2 separate regions of the Homo sapiens genome follow, and region 1 is linked to region 2. The links are chromatin contacts, found by Hi-C in ENCODE. All regions are on one chromosome and are shown on one strand. The core of a region is the stretch at or near the end of the contact, and the rest is flanking DNA. Distances in the headings are between cores, read along the strand shown. Region 1 holds the start of ZNF292 (zinc finger protein 292). Region 2 holds the start of RWDD2A (RWD domain containing 2A).

Region 1 (4,074 bases), core at 933-3,432, 4.0 Mb after region 2:
TATTTCTATGTGTGTGCAAAGGAGAAGAAATGGAGGAATGTGGACATAGGGTTCACAGATACTAAATAAACATAAAGACATGGCCATCCATGCTGATGGACATTTACCAGATAGTAATGGTGCTCAGAATCAATTTGCTAATCAAGTCTCCATAGTTTTAGGGTTGTTATGTGCAAGAGGTAGGAATGACCTACATTATCAGGCAATTCTCTTAAAAATCAATATCTGGATATATATGTCTCCCACCCCTCAACCCCCATTTTTTCTTTCTTTCTATAGATTAGGTGTGGTGTAAACCATTATACTTGAAGTGGAAATGAGCTTGCTAACCTGTGATACCTTACCTTGGATTTACGGGTACATTTGGCTAACCTCATATTTCCCTTTTTGCATTTTTTCACTGGAATCCTAAGATAACATAAACTGGTGAAACCTGGTTTGGGTATCTAAAATACTTAACTTGGGAAAGTGAACTGAAAATATTAAAAATCATTAGCTGCCTTAATTGTTCCTTTTTCAACTCAGTGATACTATTATATCCTCTCTTCTCAGCCTTTGAATGTACTTCCCAGTCTCTTCCATGAGTAAACATTTGAAGATTAAACATTTGAAGATTCTACCTTGTTAATATGTAATATTAACTGATACTGTTTTTCATAAGGGGTTTAACTGTGCCTGGTCACCTTATATAATGCCGCTTTAAAAACATCACCATCACTGATGCGTTATAAAACATTTATTCTGGACAACATAGTATGTAGAACACTTTCCATTAATTACTAGAAATCTTTTGAAGAGGACGCTGCCCACAATGGGAAGTATTTTTATTTTAGATCCTTGTACTAAAAAAATATACTTCACTCAGAGTAAATGAAAAGACTGGGTGCCTCATCAATATCATTGTTTCTAAATTTCTGTAGACTATTCAGTTGCAAGAGAGATAGGTCTTTTGTCTAATGCTCTAACGGTAAAAAAAATATTAGTTTTATTAAGAACTTTAGGGTTAAGCTCTTGGATTTTTGTAGCACCTCTTCTACTCTTTTGTTCAAGTGCCAAGTATTAATTCTTTTCAGCTTGTAAGTAAAATGTGGTTCAGAATGCTACCTCTATTTGTAGCATTAGGAAAAAAAAATGCTGTAGATATTTATAATAATTCTCGACAATATTGTTTTATTTTAGCATCAATTTCCTCTCCTCCGTTATGATTTTTAATGGAGTCCTTATTGGTGTTTTTTTTTTCCTTGACCTACTTTCTTTTCAATAGCTTTCATATATAGCCTGTTGTCATTGTTGGTGATTTCTGTAGAGTGTAGTAGAGTCTAAATCACGGTGAAACAGAGTAGTTAGTTATCACTTATTCTAGAAATGTTTTCGTGGTTTAAAAGTCATCTGGTCTGTTCATATTCTGACTTCTTTTAAACTATGCTTTTCATGAATTTGCTCCGTTCTCCAGACTGAGGATTGAACCTCATTCTGCTCTGACCCAATTGTTCTTTTCCTTTGTTGCCTCCACCCCCTAGAGAATGTGTTTCCAGGGGACAGGCGTTCTTGGTGCTGAAGAGGAGGAGAGTCAAGTGAGACGAGATCTGGTACCTCACGCACTAGATCCCTCCTCTCCGGCCTGGTGAGAAGTCAGAGACAATTTTGACAGTTCATAGTCCTGCCTTGGCTCTCACGCTTGCGGTCCATGGGCGGGTTTTACCTTCTCTCTCTTCCTCTGCTTCTGGCCTGCTTACAGGCCAACAGCAAATGCAGCCATTGCCCGAGACCACTCAGAACTCTCCCTGTGCCATCCTCTTGGGGAACAGGAGGATATGTCCGTAGAAGACTTCGTGGACTGGGGAAAGCCACGCCGGGATCGGGACGCCGGAGAGGGTCGCCCCTCCCTAGGCTTTTTCCCGTCGCGGCGCCCACGTGACCGAGAGCAGGCCTTCACCAGCCCGCCCCTTTCGGCCGCTGCTGCCCACTTCCCGCTCGGGGTAAGTAAACCGCCGTTTTCCGCACCGCCCCAACCCCGCCCTTCTCCTTTCCCCTTGCCTTCACCTCCCTCGGGCTCTCTCGCGCCACTCTCCCCACCCCCATATCTTCCCCATCGGGCCCTTTGTACGTGCTCGGCGCCGTGCAAGCGCGCCCGGCACGTGACCCCGCCGAACGTGGCATTGTGTTATCACGTGACCCAGGTGCGTACGCGACGGAGCGGGGTGTGAAGATGGCGGACGAAGAGGCCGAGCAGGAGAGGTTGAGTTGCGGCGAAGGCGGCTGCGTCGCGGAGCTGCAGCGCCTGGGCGAGCGGCTCCAGGAGCTGGAGCTACAGCTGCGGGAGAGCCGGGTACCGGCCGTGGAAGCGGCCACCGACTACTGTCAGCAGCTGTGCCAGGTGAGGGCGCCCGGTGGTCCCCTCCCCCTTTCCCCAGCTAGAGGGGGAAGAGGGCGAGCGAGCGCTAGGCGGCCGAGAGGTGGTCGCCGCTTCCTTGGCATCATCGGCGCCTCCGCCTGGGTGGGAGCGGGAGTAGAAGGAAGGCGCCTTTGTGTGGCTGCAGTTGTGGCGGTTGTTGTCGTCTGCAGCTCCTGGCTGGGGGAAGGGAGTTGCGGTCAAGGCGGAAAATCCCCCCTCCCCTTTCCTTCCCTGAACTCGGGACTGCGCGGTCCCCGCGGCTGAGGAAATGTACACGGTGCGGATTGGAGAGAGTAGGAGAATGGAGGCCAGGTTCTCTTCCTCCTCCTCCTTTTATTGTGCACTGGGGATTACCGCGCCTCCCGCCTCTGCGCCTCTGCTTCCCACTCCGACGGGCCTCCGCCCCCACTGGTTTGATTCCTTTGCCTTCCCCTGCTTTCATCCGTCCCGCCCCCCAGCCCCGGCCCTGTCCTGGCTGTCTCCGGGCCTTTGTTGTTCGAGTTTCGCCTTAGGACTGAAGGGGCCTTTGTTGATGTTCGGAGGAGCAGTCCCCGCCGACCCCTTCTAGTTGAGCTAGACGTTCGGGAGGGGGTGCTTGGCGGAGGTTGTCCCCTCCTGCCCATACTTGCTTGCTTGGTGCATCACTTCTGTGGTAAAGCTTTATCTCCTTAGTGTAGAGGAGCTGTGCCTGTACATCTGTCTCAGGTTGAGTGTCCTTTTGGGGCGGTTTTTCCAGAGTCCGTTTCTCATTTGCTTTCGCCCTTCGAGGAGTATGATTTCCACTATCCTTTCTGTCCCGATCACCCCCTCACCCCTGTTTCTTGGAGTCCTTCCTATTTGGCTTCCTGATGAAGTGGGAGAAGACTGAGGTTCATGTGGATCTGTGCTTTGGGTAGTTTCAAATCTTTTCTTTGCTTGCCCAAGGGCACTGCTCACCAGTGACTGCATTCTAACCAGAATTTGGAATGTTAATAACACTGTTTGCTAGTGATGAAAATCATTTCATCCATGGTGAAAATCGGAGAGTTTGGGACTACATTTGCACTTCATTACGAGCCTTACACTTAGGTTTAAAATTTCAAGGTAGTGTTGCTGGCTCTGGTGAAGACTTTGATTTGATTGTCTTGAGGAGGAAAAAGAAGACACAATTTACACAGGTCATATTTAGAGTTAACTTGTGAGTGTATCATTACAGAGAATTCGTTTTGGAAAAATACTGATCTTAACGTAGAACAATGGTTGACCATTTTAGCTGAGTAGATTACATTTTCACTTATTTTTTAGCTTCCAAATATTGAAATATTTTCTTTATTATGTCGGGGATACGTGATCACATACAAAAGAATCTCCGTTGCTGTATGCACTTTATTGTCACAAATTATTTGATGGCTGTTCATAATCTTAAAAACAAAAACTGTGAGATCAAGTGGTGACGTCTAGGAGGATGTGCAATGTGAAAGCTCCCTACTTAGGTAAATAGGTCTGGTGAGTACCTGTGGCAAAATTAAAGTCTCATTCCTTTGAATTTTAATATTTAAAAATTGTTGAAATTTCTCAGTTTCTCTACTTTGCAGTACCCACTCATTCTTAATTGGTCTTTAAAGATTTATTTTAGAGATAAAAAAATTTCTCTAAGATACCCATAATAGGAAGTATTTCATTTGTAAGTCGAATCAGTT
Region 2 (3,811 bases), core at 1,155-3,654:
GATCAGTCCATTGGGCTTGGCGTGTAATGCTGAGTATTTTGTAATAGCACCTAAATCCATGTCTACAAAATTAAGAAATATTGTTTCGGGCATAACAAGTAATTTCTTAAGAACCATTTGCTTCAAAAACTGCCACCCCAAACGAATAGGTCTGTCTCATCCTGAACCTCCTCAAAGAACCCTATGTTTGACAGAGCAATGGGCAGGAGAGTAAGTCCTGTGGGTTAGAATTACCTACAAGATGTTGTCCAACTTGGTATGTCCACTCCTGGGCAGACTCAGGGCAGATAGCAGATTGTCCCCACTCTCCTCCCATTTTAGCTCCAGGACTATCCTGGACGCCGGGCACACTTAAATTGGTCCACTCTCAACTAAAATGAAGATTTTACACCTATTCAGAGACTCCAATGAGCTCAAAGATCATTTCATTTTACAAAAAGGGAAACTAACCTAAATTAACATAGATAGCTGGTGACGGATTGAGGCCTAAAGTCAGATTCTTGAGTGGACTGAAACTACATATCCCCAAATATCTGAGAAATCTTTGTGGTTCTTTTGCTATTTCTCCCAAACTACAGAGACATATTCTTAAAGGAAAAGCAAAAGGCAACAGTTTCTTCTCCAAGACTACCCAGATCTTTTTCCATTTGCTAAAAACAATCAGGACACCCTTCTAAGATGTTGCTCTAAAACTAGCAATATCTTCTTCTGAAAGAATGCCACCTTTTTCCTTTACTTTTAAAAATAAAACATCGGCCGGGAGCGGTGGCTCACGCCAGTAATCTTAGCACTTTGAGAGGCCAAGGCAGGCGGATCACCTGAGGTCAGGAGTTTGAAACCAGCCTGGCCAACATGGCGAAACCGCCTCTCTATTAAAAATACAAAAAAATTAGTCGGGCGTGTTAGCTGGCGCCTGTAATCCCAGCTACTCGGGAGGCAGAGGTTGCAGTGAGCCGAGATCGCGCCACTGCACTCCAGCCTGGGTGACAAAGGGAGACTCGGTCTCAAAAAAAAAAAAAAAAAAAAAAAACAGGCCAGGTGAGGTGGCTCAGGCCTGTAATCCCGGCATTTTGGGAGGCCAAGGCGGGCGGATCACGAGGTCAGGAATTCAAGACCAGCCTGACCAACATGGTGAGACCCTTGTCTCTACTAAAAATACAAAAAGTAGCCTGGCGTGGTGGTGCGCGCCTGTAGTCCCAGCTACTCAGGAGGCTGACGCAGGAGAATCGCTTGAACCCGCGGGTGGAGGTCGCAGTGAGCCGAGATCGCGCCACTGCACTCCAGGCTGGGCGACAGGGTGAGACTCCGTCTCAAAACAAACAACAACAAAAAATCGGCCCTTAGCCCACTAATACTGTTTTCTCTGGGATACTCCCATTAAGTGGAACTTGGGGTTTCCAACCTCAGTCAGTAGTTTTCCTTCAGTAGTCCATATACTACATTTCCTGGGTCAATTAATTCCCAATTAGCCCAGAGATGAGGAGCAGTCCGCCAGCTGCTAGCCTCATAATTTTGTTTTCTTTATTGTCCTTCATTGCTTCAATGAACAGAACTTGCAAGAAATGGTGAAAAATACTTGCTTTTGTCCAGTTGGAAAAAGCTGGCATTCAGTAAACTAATTTAGTTCAAGACAGTGATCAGATCTCTTTCCTAAGGATGAATACATATTTGTAAAAACTGAGCAGTCAGTTATGTGTCATGATTATTCATAAGAGTGTAAACCAGTCCTGTTAACTCCAAAAAGCCATTAAAAAAAAAAAGGTCCAGATAATATGAGTTCATCCTTTCATGCGTTTTAGGCCCTACAACTACTTTCAATGCCTCTGCGAATGCCTTTATTGAAAGCATATTTGCCAAATCCAGCGTCCACGCAAAAAGTTAAGAGTATCCCCCTACTCTCCATTCAATCTTCAAATCTCCTTGGTGCCTCTCTCCCGCCTACCCTCGAATCACCGCACAAGGGTGATTCCCGGCACTCCACCCTGAGGTCCCCGCCTAGGTCCACGTACCAGAGCCCCGGCAGGAGACCCGCGGCCCGTCCCGACCAGCCCGCCCGCGGGGCGCAGGGGCCTGTAGGTGTGTCCCGCGCGCTCCGCCGCTCGGTCAGTCGCCCGCCAGACCACTAGCCCCTCCGTCGGGCCGAGAATCTGACCTGTCCCGCTCCCACCGAGCCCTTGCCGACCGGTAGTCTCCCTTCTCAACTCCGAGCCTCGGGGCCCGGCTTACCTCGGTCAGGAAGCCCCCTTCACCTACACGCAGCGGAGAAGCGCCCAAGCAACAACGTCTGCACCCAAACCCAGTCCTCAGAACCGCAGACGTGGCCCTGCGTGGCTTCCGGCTCGTCGCCACGCCCCCTGGCCAATCACGGCAGAGGACTATCCGCCAGCCCCGCCCCCGCCTCGCCGCAGGTCGCGCGCAGCTGGCGCCTGAGGAACTGCGGCTGCGGTTCCGAGCGGGGTCTGGGGCTGTTACCATTGAGTGACCAGAAAGGGTGAGGCCCCCGCGGTGGCCCGGGGGTTGGGGCCGAGGGTCGCGGGCCCTCAGAGCACTGCGGCCGCGGAGGCACAGCCTCCGCCTCCAAATCCGGGCCTCTGGGGGCGGCAGGCCCTGCGTTCCTGGGAAGCCGGGGTTCCTAGTGGTCTTGGCTAGGGGCGGGGGTGGGGAATCAGCCCCGTCGCTGGGCCTCGGACAGGGCGACCTCGCCCACAGTGAGCGCCGCCGGCGGCCCGCATCCCCCTCTCCGACGTCGAGGTCATCTCCCAAACCTTTGAATCTGGGAAGCCTTCTCCGGCTGCCGTCTCCCCGGGTACCCCCTTCCCCCAGCTCACTGTAAACATCTTTTATTTAATGACCTCTGAGACACCCCCTACCCTTATCCTGGGTCCCTCGGGGCAGAGGCCAGTGAATCGTAAACGTCCGGAGCCCTGGAATGCGGCCCAAGCGAAAAGGCCACCGCGGTGTTGGGGGGGGGCGGTCCGCGAGTCCAGGACCGAGGGGTGGCGACTGGCGCTGGGGAACTCGGAGCCCATCCTGCTGGCACTGCGGCCTCTCTCGCCGCAGCGTCTGGCTCCGCCCAAGCCCGAGCCCCGGGTGGGATTGGAAGCCGGGCCCCAGCCTTTCCCAGAATTCAGGCTTGCAGAGCGTCTGCAGGTGTCTGCCTGCCACCTGCAGCGGGACAGTTCCAAACACCTGTTGAAAGTGCAGATTCCCCTATCTAGTGCGGGGTGCGGGAGGCGGGAACCCGGAGCCCGGGTACGCAGAATATGGGTTTTTACGGAGTGTTTTAGAGGATGTTGTGCATACTAGATTTTGGAGTCAGGAAATAAAGAAGAGTGCAAGTGTCTGGTTTGTGCCCCTAGCTCTCGGTGCAAAGCGTTCCTGCAGAATTGCTTCCACGTAAAGGGACCTTCGGGAAATTTCGCTGGATACCGGCTGGCATTGACAAACCCAGCGTCCCTGAGCCTTGTGAGGTTTCCAGGCAGGCTGATTGCGAGGCAACATGTCTGCTTCGGTGAAAGAAAGCCTTCAGCTTCAGCTACTGGAGATGGAAATGCTGTTTTCTATGTTTCCTAACCAAGGAGAAGTAAAACTTGAAGATGTAAATGCCCTGACGAATATAAAGAGGTATTTGGAAGGCACAAGGGAGGCGCTGCCACCAAAAATCGAATTTGTAATTACACTCCAGATTGAAGAGCCCAAGGTAGGTACCCTGATTTAAGTGTTTGCCAGGTGCCCAGTTTTTAATTGAAACATCTAGAACATGAGCTTTCTGTCAAGGAAAGATAGAAATATTCCAGGTGCATATTTCCTT

The links. A loop is a pair of places that touch in the nucleus more often than their neighbours do. Pooled maps may share reads with other maps.
Region 1: a loop to region 2 is called in a map of CD4-positive, alpha-beta memory T cell, with 7 times the contacts of the local background. The contact joins the promoter of ZNF292 here to the promoter of RWDD2A in region 2. A Hi-C loop is called at or near these places in 2 of 168 maps with a recorded cell type or tissue (CD4-positive, alpha-beta memory T cell and naive thymus-derived CD4-positive, alpha-beta T cell) and 9 of 50 pooled maps.

What each region holds. Positions count from the first base shown.
Region 1 is chr6:87,153,383-87,157,456 of GRCh38, forward strand. It overlaps ZNF292 (zinc finger protein 292), which reads left to right and starts at 2,183. Exons shown (of 8, transcript NM_015021.3): 1 at 2,183-2,377. The coding sequence starts at 2,210. It overlaps LOC124901355 (translation initiation factor IF-2-like), which reads right to left and starts at 1,865. Exons shown (of 2, transcript XM_047419630.1): 1 at 1,594-1,865. RefSeq lists enhancers at 1,721-1,880, 2,151-2,490, 3,002-3,609.
Region 2 is chr6:83,190,953-83,194,763 of GRCh38, forward strand. RWDD2A (RWD domain containing 2A) reads left to right here and starts at 2,405. Exons shown (of 3, transcript NM_033411.5): 1 at 2,405-2,491; 2 at 3,360-3,700. The coding sequence starts at 3,500. PGM3 (phosphoglucomutase 3) reads right to left here and starts at 2,313. Exons shown (of 13, transcript NM_015599.3): 1 at 2,227-2,313; 2 at 1-62. The coding sequence starts at 60. RefSeq lists silencers at 1,964-2,033, 2,334-2,703 and an enhancer at 2,276-2,775.